2 separate regions of the Mus musculus genome follow, and region 2 is linked to region 1. The links are chromatin loops, found by intact Hi-C in ENCODE. Cell type or tissue: heart. All regions are shown on one strand. Each heading gives the region's core, and the rest is flanking DNA. Links, peaks and the distances in the headings are about the cores only. Region 1 overlaps Snx21 (sorting nexin family member 21). Region 2 has its middle 4.8 kb from the start of Wfdc11.

Region 1 (4,389 bases), core at 299-4,298:
GGCTGAGGACACAGCAGCTGGGAGCCTATTGAGTAGTTCCAGAAAGAGTCTGCAGCAGACTGAGGGGAACTTTATTATGCCAGACAGGACTCCGAGCAGGCTTTGGCTGGGGTTACCCTAGGATAACACCAGGAGGAAGTCTTGGCATGGGCTCTTCAGCCTACCACAGCTGGAGGCTGTGGCCAAGGTCAGAATCAGTATGTCTCTGTATCCATGGGCCTCTAAACCAGTGAAACAGTTTGGTGAAGGGCTGGGGACTGCGACTGTAGTCCTGGAAGTCAGAGGCACGGGGAGGGCTGTAGTTCTATTAAAGGTCAGCTACTCCAGTGTTAGCAATCTCTTTATTGTATGTAAGAGGCAGGAAGCCCAGCTCTCAACTGTGACTCCTGCCTCAGAAATGGCAGTGCAAAGTCCTTTTAGCCCCAGGCCGAGCCAGGCATCTTTCACTATAGCTTACTCTCTGACACCTGAGGCTTCAATCGGATCACACCCTCCTGGGCACAGGTCACAGCAAGGACCCCATCCCGACGCCACAGCCGCCCATGCACCAGCCCTCGAGAGCCACCTGTAAGCAAGGAGAAGGTGAGATGGCCCCTGCTTCAGCACAAGCGTGCTTTGCCTGCAAAGGATCTGACACAGGGCAGAGCTGTCCCCATACAACCGCACACTGGAACATCATGATTCCAAAGTGCCAAGTGCCCCTGTGTGAGCCTATTATAGTCACCGGGGGTTGGAGGGATCCTCACACCCCAGCACCACTTGATGGTTTAAAAGCACTTTCACGTATCTGCTCACTTCTCAAAAAGATCAGAGGGGCTCTGACAAGTCTCCAAAGGCTTGGCCAAGCAGACTGCCACATCTCTGGCCACCTGTCAGAATCCCATTCTTTCCTTTCTGACACACAAAGCCAAGTCCTTCCAGCTGGTAATTCACCCACACCACCACAAGGGGGAGGGTGCACCTGAGAGGATCTAGAGCCCTCAAAGTGTGTGGCCTCCTTTCTCTATCTTTCCCTTGGTGGCTCTGAGCCTGGCCTAGTTATCCTCAGGAGGCTAGCTTCAGGTGACACAGCAGAGCCCACTGAGGTCTGCTTTAGCCACAGGGTGTGAGCGTCACTCCCTGTCCTGTTTTCCAGACAATGACACTAAAGTACAACCAGGCTCAGGAACTCGGCCCCGAGGATCAGGCCAAAGCTGACTGAGTGTCCTAACTTCAAGGTCACGAATCCTGCGCAGCGATGGTGTCTGTACTCGAGTAACCCTTTCCTGACCATAAGGAGCAGCTTAAGCTTCATCCATTTATAAAGCAAAGCTTTTCTTCCTTTGAAGTGTACTTTACTATAAAAGAAGCCAGGTTCTAACAGGAGACTTTGTGGAGTCTGGGTTTCTCTCTGTCCCCTACAAGGAGCATCTAGAAGTGGTGCCCCTACAGACCACAGTGCCCTGCCCCACTGTGCTAACTCACAGAATCACTCAGGGAGCTCCTTAGAAATACAGTTTATAGCCAGGTGGTGGCAGTGCACACATTTAATCTCAACACTCAAGATGCAGAGGCAGATGGATCCCTGTAAGTTCAAGGCCAGCCTGGTCTACAGAAGCAGGTTCCAAGCAAGCCAGAGCTACACAGAGAAAACCTATCTTGAAAAACCAAAACCGTGCTGGGAAGTGTTTAATCTCAGCACTTGGGAGGCAAGGGCAGGTGGATTTCTGAGCTCGAGGCCAGCCTAGTCTACAGAGTGAGTTCCAGGACAGCTAGGGCTATACAGAGAAACCCTATCTCAAAAAAAAAAAAAAAACAAAAAAAAAAAACAAAAAACAAAACAAAACAAAAAAAAAAAACAGAAAAAGCCAAAAGCCCAGTTTTCTGAGGCTGTAACTCAGTTAACAGGGTGCTTGCCTAGCATACAAGGGGCCTGGATTCGATCCCCGCAGTCACCTTCAGTTACAGAGTGAGCTCAAGGCTAACCTAAGATACATGTGACTCTAAAAAGACAAGGCACTTTGCTGGACCTGCTCCAGGACCTGCGGGGGCACAATGCAATCTGCTTAGAAACAGCTCCCTCTAGTGGCAGTCTGGTGGCTTCTGGGGTTTAGATGGTGCAGTCTAACATAAGCCTATTTATCCAGATGAAAAAACCGAGAAGCAGGATACAGTGGCTCCCAGCACTTGGGACGTGGAGCCAGGAGGAGCATGAATTCAAGGCTGGGCTCTACTCCATATAGAGCTCAGGACCAGCAAGGGTACATGAGACTCTGGTTGGTTTCAAAAATCAAAACCAAAAGAAGCTTCAAAACGGATTTGCCCAAGTTCACACAGGGGATCTAAAGTTGCCTGGCCACCTGTAATGGTCTCAGATAAAGTCAGTCGTTCCTGGATGTTCCTAAATTTTTGAGGACAGCACAAATACTAAGAGGGGCCACAGTGCAAGAAGCCTGTGCAGCAGCCCCAGGAAGTGGCGAGAGGCAGAGAGGCAGCATCATCTAAAAACCAAGCAGGTTCCCTCTCATCCTACAGACACGGACCCTGGGCCCACACTCACCAGCCCAGGGGCTCTCACACTCGTACAGCATCCAGTGGTCGGCTCGGAATGGGGCATGAAACCACATGGAGTGATCCAGTGACGCCATGAAGTTCACCTTATACTTGGACTGGTGGGGCAGCAGTGCTGTACCCAGGAAGGCGTAGTCAGAGATATAAGCAGCCACACAGCAATGCATCTTGATGTCACCTTCCCCTGCAACAGGTCCCAATCCCATCAGCCCTGGGCTCCTGGCTTTTCCAGCTCAGGACCTGCAGGGAGGTGGGGGAGAAAGGGGCTGCCATACACAAATGAGTCATTGTGCAAGGGCACCTGACCCAAGTAGGGGCTTTGTGTGTAAGGATAAGGAAGGACTAAGAGAGGACAGAGGTAAGTTAAATGTAAACCCGCTCTTCCCAAGTCTCTCGCCCCAGCCACTCTCTCTGGTCCTAGAACCAATTTGCACAAAGACATCCATTGTTAGCTGCTGACCTAGGTAAGAATTTCAGCATGGTAGCTTGCTTCTCCCCAGAAAGGTCCAACAATGGTTCTCATGTTAAAGGGTAAGGACTCTGGTAAGAGATTAGGAAACAGGCCAGAGAGTGGTATAGCCAAGCCACAGAGGGCAATGAGTGTGGCAAGGCCTAGACTCCTGAAGTGCATTCCTCCGAATTGTGGGTCATCTTACCAATGTAGCCCCGGGCACGCACCCAGAACATCTGTTTGGGCTCCAGTGCCTGCAGCTGGGTCAGGGTGGGTGGGTTCACCACCTTGATCTCAATAGGTACCTCCTGGGCAGCAACTCGGTTCAGCCCCACTCGATACTTCTTGTGAAGGTTAGGGTCCCTGGAAGTAAACACAGGAACAAGGATATCCAGGGAGGTGGGGCGTCTCTCTGCTGCCCCTCTGATCCACACCATTTGCCACGGGGGCTCTGCAAAGCCTCCTCATGGTGCTGACAAACAATATAGTCTATGAATCCCTTCCCCGTCCCTTCAGCCTTGGGAAGTTAGTCATCTCTCTGAGCCGATTTTTCCCTCCTGTAACATGACAGTAATAATGTGACCTGTCTCATAGCAAACAGACACAGCTAAGGCCTAGGCACTGATCCAAGCACTGCACACAACCACAACTCAAGCCCTGACACAACGTCATTTGGCAAGTGTGGTCAGCTGGTAAGAGGTGAGCACAGGAACCCAGGTGGCTTGCTCAGAGCATGGAGGGAGATCTGGTATCAGGCAGTTCATGTATCTAACCACTTCATCACTGGACATTCCAGAGACCTCCTGATGTGTCTGCATTCTCTATCTAAGCAGTCGGAAGCACTGTGCCGGGTGACACCACTTCCATGGAACCCTCAGTACTTAGTAGGCTCTGCCGCTCCCACCCACCAGTCTGGTGGACTGTTCATCTGTACTGTCCACAGTGGCAGCCACTAAGCCACATGAGACTAAGAACCTGCAATGTGGCTGCTGTACCCAGAGAACAAGATCAATGAAGAGTGTGGGATGAGGAGCCGGCCTAGCATGCACCAAGCCCTGGGGAATTTGATCCCTAGCACCACACACACAAAAGAACTGTTCGTTCTATTTCATAAGCTTAAGGCAGCCTATAGGGTCATTACTACCTTATTGAGGAGCACAGTCCTGAAGTCAGGCTCCTTTAGCAATGATACATTATTTTTATTTCTGCACACACGAAGCCTCACACACCCCTACATAGCTAAGTGCCATACACCTCTTACTGAATTCTCAAAGCAACCTTGAGGTGGGAGTTATGATTAGCTCAAGTCATAACCAAATGTATGGATTTAAGTGGGTGAGCATTGGCCCAAACTCACACAGCTATCAGGGACAGAGTCTAGACTTGAA
Region 2 (4,389 bases), core at 142-4,141, 120 kb before region 1:
CCTAGGGCTGGAGTTGCATATGATTGTGAGCCACCATATGGGAGCTGAGAATCAAACAAGGATTCCCTGGGAGAGAACCAGTGCTCCGCACCACTGAGACATCTCTCCAGCCTGCCTCTGCTCTCTGCACATCTTAACAGGGCTTATGGCGTCATTCTTTACACTCTGACCATGGCTCCCGGCAGGGTCAGTATTGTCAAGTGTTTGCCCTCTGTGGGCTGCTTCTCTACCCCGCTGCTTCGTTTGCTGGACAGAAGCTTTTGAATTTGCCCGTCTAGATACTTTGTTGCGTTTGTTGGGACCCAGCAAAAGAAACTTGGTCTAAGTACTACCATTTCGTTTTCAGACTGGATTCCAAGGGAGAAACTAAATTCAAGGTCCCAGGCCCTAGGGGAGCAGGAGACGTCCCACAGCTGAACAGCGTCTGTTGTAAACAGTTGTAGGAGTCCAGATGTCCCAAGGACAACTTCTCCATCTTGCTGACAGGGTCAATCAAGTTCATGTTCCCAGGCCTAGGAACAAACGCCTATCTCACTTCTCCAATGTTTTCTTAATTGTCTGTTAACCGATAAGGAGTACAGAAGTTACTGTTATCTAAACCAAGGTGCATAAATTGTAAAAATACATAACCATTGCCCGCTATGCCCTAATTAACTACATGCAGCTGACTGGCTCCTTTATCCCTATATGACCCTGAGCTCTAGACCTAATGTCTAGGAGAATGAATTAATGACCTTGAAGCCAGGTGCCCTGGATATCGCCCAGTCTCCAACGGGTACTCCCTTGCTGATCCCATGATGTCAAAATACAATTGGGTAACACTGCAGCTCCCCCGAGTTCCTCCCTCGATTTGTGTTCCCATCCTTTAAAAATGTTGTACAACCTCCCTTCAGATCCCAAACTGGCCACCGCCTCCCTGAACACTTAGAAAACAAAGCTTTCGTTTTGGGGTTTTCCCCCATAATTTTAGGATATAGTTTTATTTATCTATTCATTCACATCCCATCCCCTTCCTTCTCTCCGTCCAGTTTGACCCTCACACATCCCTTCTGCACTACCCCCTCGGTTCCTCCCCAGAGAAGGGGAAGCCCCAACATGGGTGCCAACTCTCCCCGGCTCATCAAGTCGCAGCAGGACTAAGGGCATCCTCTCCCACTGAAGCCAGACAAGGCAGCACAGCTAGGGGGGCAGGGGGTCCAAGGACAAGCAATAGAGTCAGACACAGTCGGCTTTTCAATTTTTAGGGGACTCATATGCAGACAAGCGGCACATCTTTTACAAATGTGTGTGGGTGTCAGAGGTCCATCCCCTGCACTGTAACTTAGCTTATTTGGGTCTGTGGGTTATCCTGGACTTTATGTCTGATATCCACTTATCAGTGAGTGCATAACATGTGTGGCTTTCTGGGTCTGGGTTACCTCACTCAGGTATATGTAGGATGTTTCCAGTTTCTGACTATTACGAGAACAATATGACACATACCCAGATCAATGTCAGGATGCTGTCTGTTTTCTTCTAGGAAGTTTGTAATGCCAGGCAGTGGTGGTGCTCACCTTTAATCCCAGCACTCGGGAGGCAGAGGCAGGGGGATCTCTGTGAATTCTAGGCCAGCCTGGTCTTCATAATGAGTTCCAGGACTACACAGGGAAAACTCCATCTCAAAAGTTAACAAATAAACAAAAAGACAGGAAGTTTGCGTTTATATTACCCAGAACCTGCCAATCATTGTGCATTGATCCTTGCCTGAATGATGATATAAGAGTCCTTTCTGTTTGGAGATGTTCTGTTTGCACACACCAATTTTTGGAGATACTTTCCTCCATGTGTGTTCTTAGACAAGAGAGCCCCACTCGCCTGGGGTGATGGACAGGTGCTAACATCACAGAAACACTGTCAAACACTGTCACTATCACTATAAATGTCAACGACAACTTTTCACGGAAAGCCAAGTGGCTAGGGACGGAATGTTTGGACTCCATAATTGAGAGCCGCTTAGACTCCTGGCGTTGGCTTCCACTGCCAATTAAGCATCCACCTGGACCGGCTTTGATCAGCGCCAACCGTTTTAAGCACTGTGCACACCTTAGGAAAGCCGTACAATAACCGTAGCTGATTGCTGTCTTAGTACAGCTCCCGCTCCGGAAACTGTCACCCAGACAGAACTCCGTGAAAGAGTTTTTATGCTGAAATTCCTCTGTAACGGTTTCCACGTAGGCCAAGGGAAGGGAGCTGGTCCCGGTGGCCTATCAGGGCAATGCCAATGAACAGTGCCAAAATTGTAAACACATCTTCATAGTCACAAGACCTGCTGTGAGAAAGCATCTTTTTCAGGGTGTTTACACAGGCTTAAACTCCATGTGCTGTCTTCCTGTGCTGTTCCCTCGGGCGTTGCAACACTAGACCCAGTTAGGCTAATCTTCAGTGTCTTTTAAATTTTTAACTAATTAATTTTATGTGTCTGGATTTTCGTCTGCACAGGTGTCTTTGTATCACGTGCATGCAGTGCCTTTGCAGGCCAGAAGAGGGCATCAGATTCCTTAGAGCTGGAGTTATGGGCGTGAGCAGCCACGGTGGGGGAGGGGGGTGTACGGGGACACCAAAGCCCCGCCCTTTTGTGAGAACAGCTGGTGCTCTTGACCACTGAGCCATCTCTTGAGCCCCTAGTGGCCTTTTCTCGCCTTTTCTCATTTACTTTGATACCTTCTATCAGAGCAGACCAAGCTGACATAGAAGTTACAGACGCGGCAGCACCACAAAAGTGTGGGGCTGACTAGAGGCAGGGGCAGCGGAGCTGTAATGGCAGCTACAGCAGAAGCCAGCAGCTGGGTGATAGCAGAGCCCCATGGTGTGCCACAGTGACAGTCACGAGTAATTCACAACTTCCTGTAACTCCAGCTCTGGGTAGCCTGGCCCCCACACTGACAGATAAACCTACATAAATAAGTAAATAAATAAATAAATAAACCAAATAAATAAAACCTCGTTGTGTGTAGTTATCCTGAATTAGCTGTATCATCCTTAAATTTCTGTGTATATTTAATTAGAAGAATCTTTTCCCCACTTTTTTAATCACCTCTGTTTTCTGTCTTCTGCCGTCCTTTCTTATCCATTTAAACATTTATGGTGTCACTATTTGAAAAGAAACGCATGATTTTTCATGTGTCTGAGACTATTATTGTCCTGAGTCACTTATGAACAATTTTTTTACATGTAGTTCCTTGATCAAAGTAGCAAAATGTTGTAGTTTGCACGTAGATTGTTCCCCAAGGGCTCCTGTGTTCCAACACTTGGCCCCAGGCTGGCGGTGCTGTTTGAAAGGCTGTGTAAACTCAGAAGGCAGTTCCTCTTAGAGGACGTGGGTCAAAGGTGCCCAGCCTTGAGGCCTCATTGCCCCATCCCACTTCCTTTTCACACTCTACTTCCTGTGCCCAGATGGATGTGACACCTGGCCTTCTATTCATGTCACCCATGCCTTCTCCACACTCTACCATCTGCTCCTCACTGTGGTGGATTGAGCCCCTTGAACTAAAAGTCAGAATGAAACCCTTCCTCCCTCAAATTGCTCCTTGCCAAGTGTCTGGACATAGCAAGATGAAGAATAACTATAAACAGAAGTATTACATTCATAGATTAAAAAAAACAAGTCAATGTTTCATATGTAACATCTGTATGGAGAGAGAACATAATGTAAAAAAAGTCATTTAATTTTTCAAACAATACATTTAACTCAACAAATTATGTCTCCGTCCTCAAATCCTGAGGATACTGAGGTAAAAATGAGAATTACCACATGGAAACACCAAGATGCTCTGTCAATACACATTTGGGTAGCAAAGTCATGTTCATAGGCTTTGTCCTCAGGAAGCTGTGAGGTTGAATCTTGACTCTAAAATCCACCAGCTTTGCAACACTAGGAAGGTTCTAGTAGTTCTGTAGACTTAGTTTGTGTGTATTTTCTCATCACTTTAACTGTAAAGGTAGAAATAGGTCAGGCCTTCCACAATGTCTGCGCGCAGCAGATGCATGGTCTGTCTGTATGTCTGTCTGTCTGTCTGTGTCTCCTCGATCCTGTTTTCCAGCCAAATTTTAGCATTTTAGCAACCTGGTGGTTCAGAACAGTCCTTTTACCATTTAGTTTATGTTGAGTGTTAATTTCCATAACTGGGAGGATCATGAGTTAAAGGACTTGTCTGTTCATCTAAGTGAAGCCCTGGGCTCTGTGTAAATTGGGTGAACTGGGGGATTGATGGAGGAGCCAGAGGTAAAAATCAGAATCCAGGCAACAATCCAGGCATCGGCCATGACCATCTCCACAGCCTCCCACAAATATTTTGGGGTGTGTGTAGTGTGTGTGTGTGTGTGTGTGTGTGTGTGTGTGTGTGTGTGTGT

What was found. Peaks named below come from ENCODE experiments on the same cell type or tissue, not always from the same donor. Only the 100,000 strongest peaks of a DNase experiment are listed, where the experiment ranks them.
Region 2: a loop joins it to region 1, with 7 times the contacts of the local background. A loop is called at or near these places in 11 of 42 quality-filtered maps.

Annotation. Positions count from the first base shown.
Region 1 is chr2:164,792,446-164,796,834 of GRCm38, forward strand. It overlaps Snx21 (sorting nexin family member 21), which reads left to right. Exons shown (of 3, transcript NM_133924.3): 3 at 1-325. Acot8 (acyl-CoA thioesterase 8) reads right to left here. Exons shown (of 6, transcript NM_133240.2): 4 at 3,207-3,364; 5 at 2,540-2,734; 6 at 323-565. The coding sequence ends at 447. Among named protein-coding and RNA genes, the nearest start is that of Snx21, 8.6 kb to the left of the region's middle. In heart, for the core only: CTCF peaks have their summits at 937 (motif pointing right) and 2,065 (motif pointing left); DNase peaks (open chromatin) are centred at 1,066, 2,036 and 2,656; H3K27ac peaks cover 1,441 bases.
Region 2 is chr2:164,676,727-164,681,115 of GRCm38, forward strand. No RefSeq gene overlaps it. Among named protein-coding and RNA genes, the nearest start is that of Wfdc11, 4.8 kb to the left of the region's middle. In heart, for the core only: a CTCF peak has its summit at 2,521 (motif pointing right); a DNase peak (open chromatin) is centred at 2,575; H3K4me3 peaks cover 646 bases; H3K27me3 peaks cover 496 bases.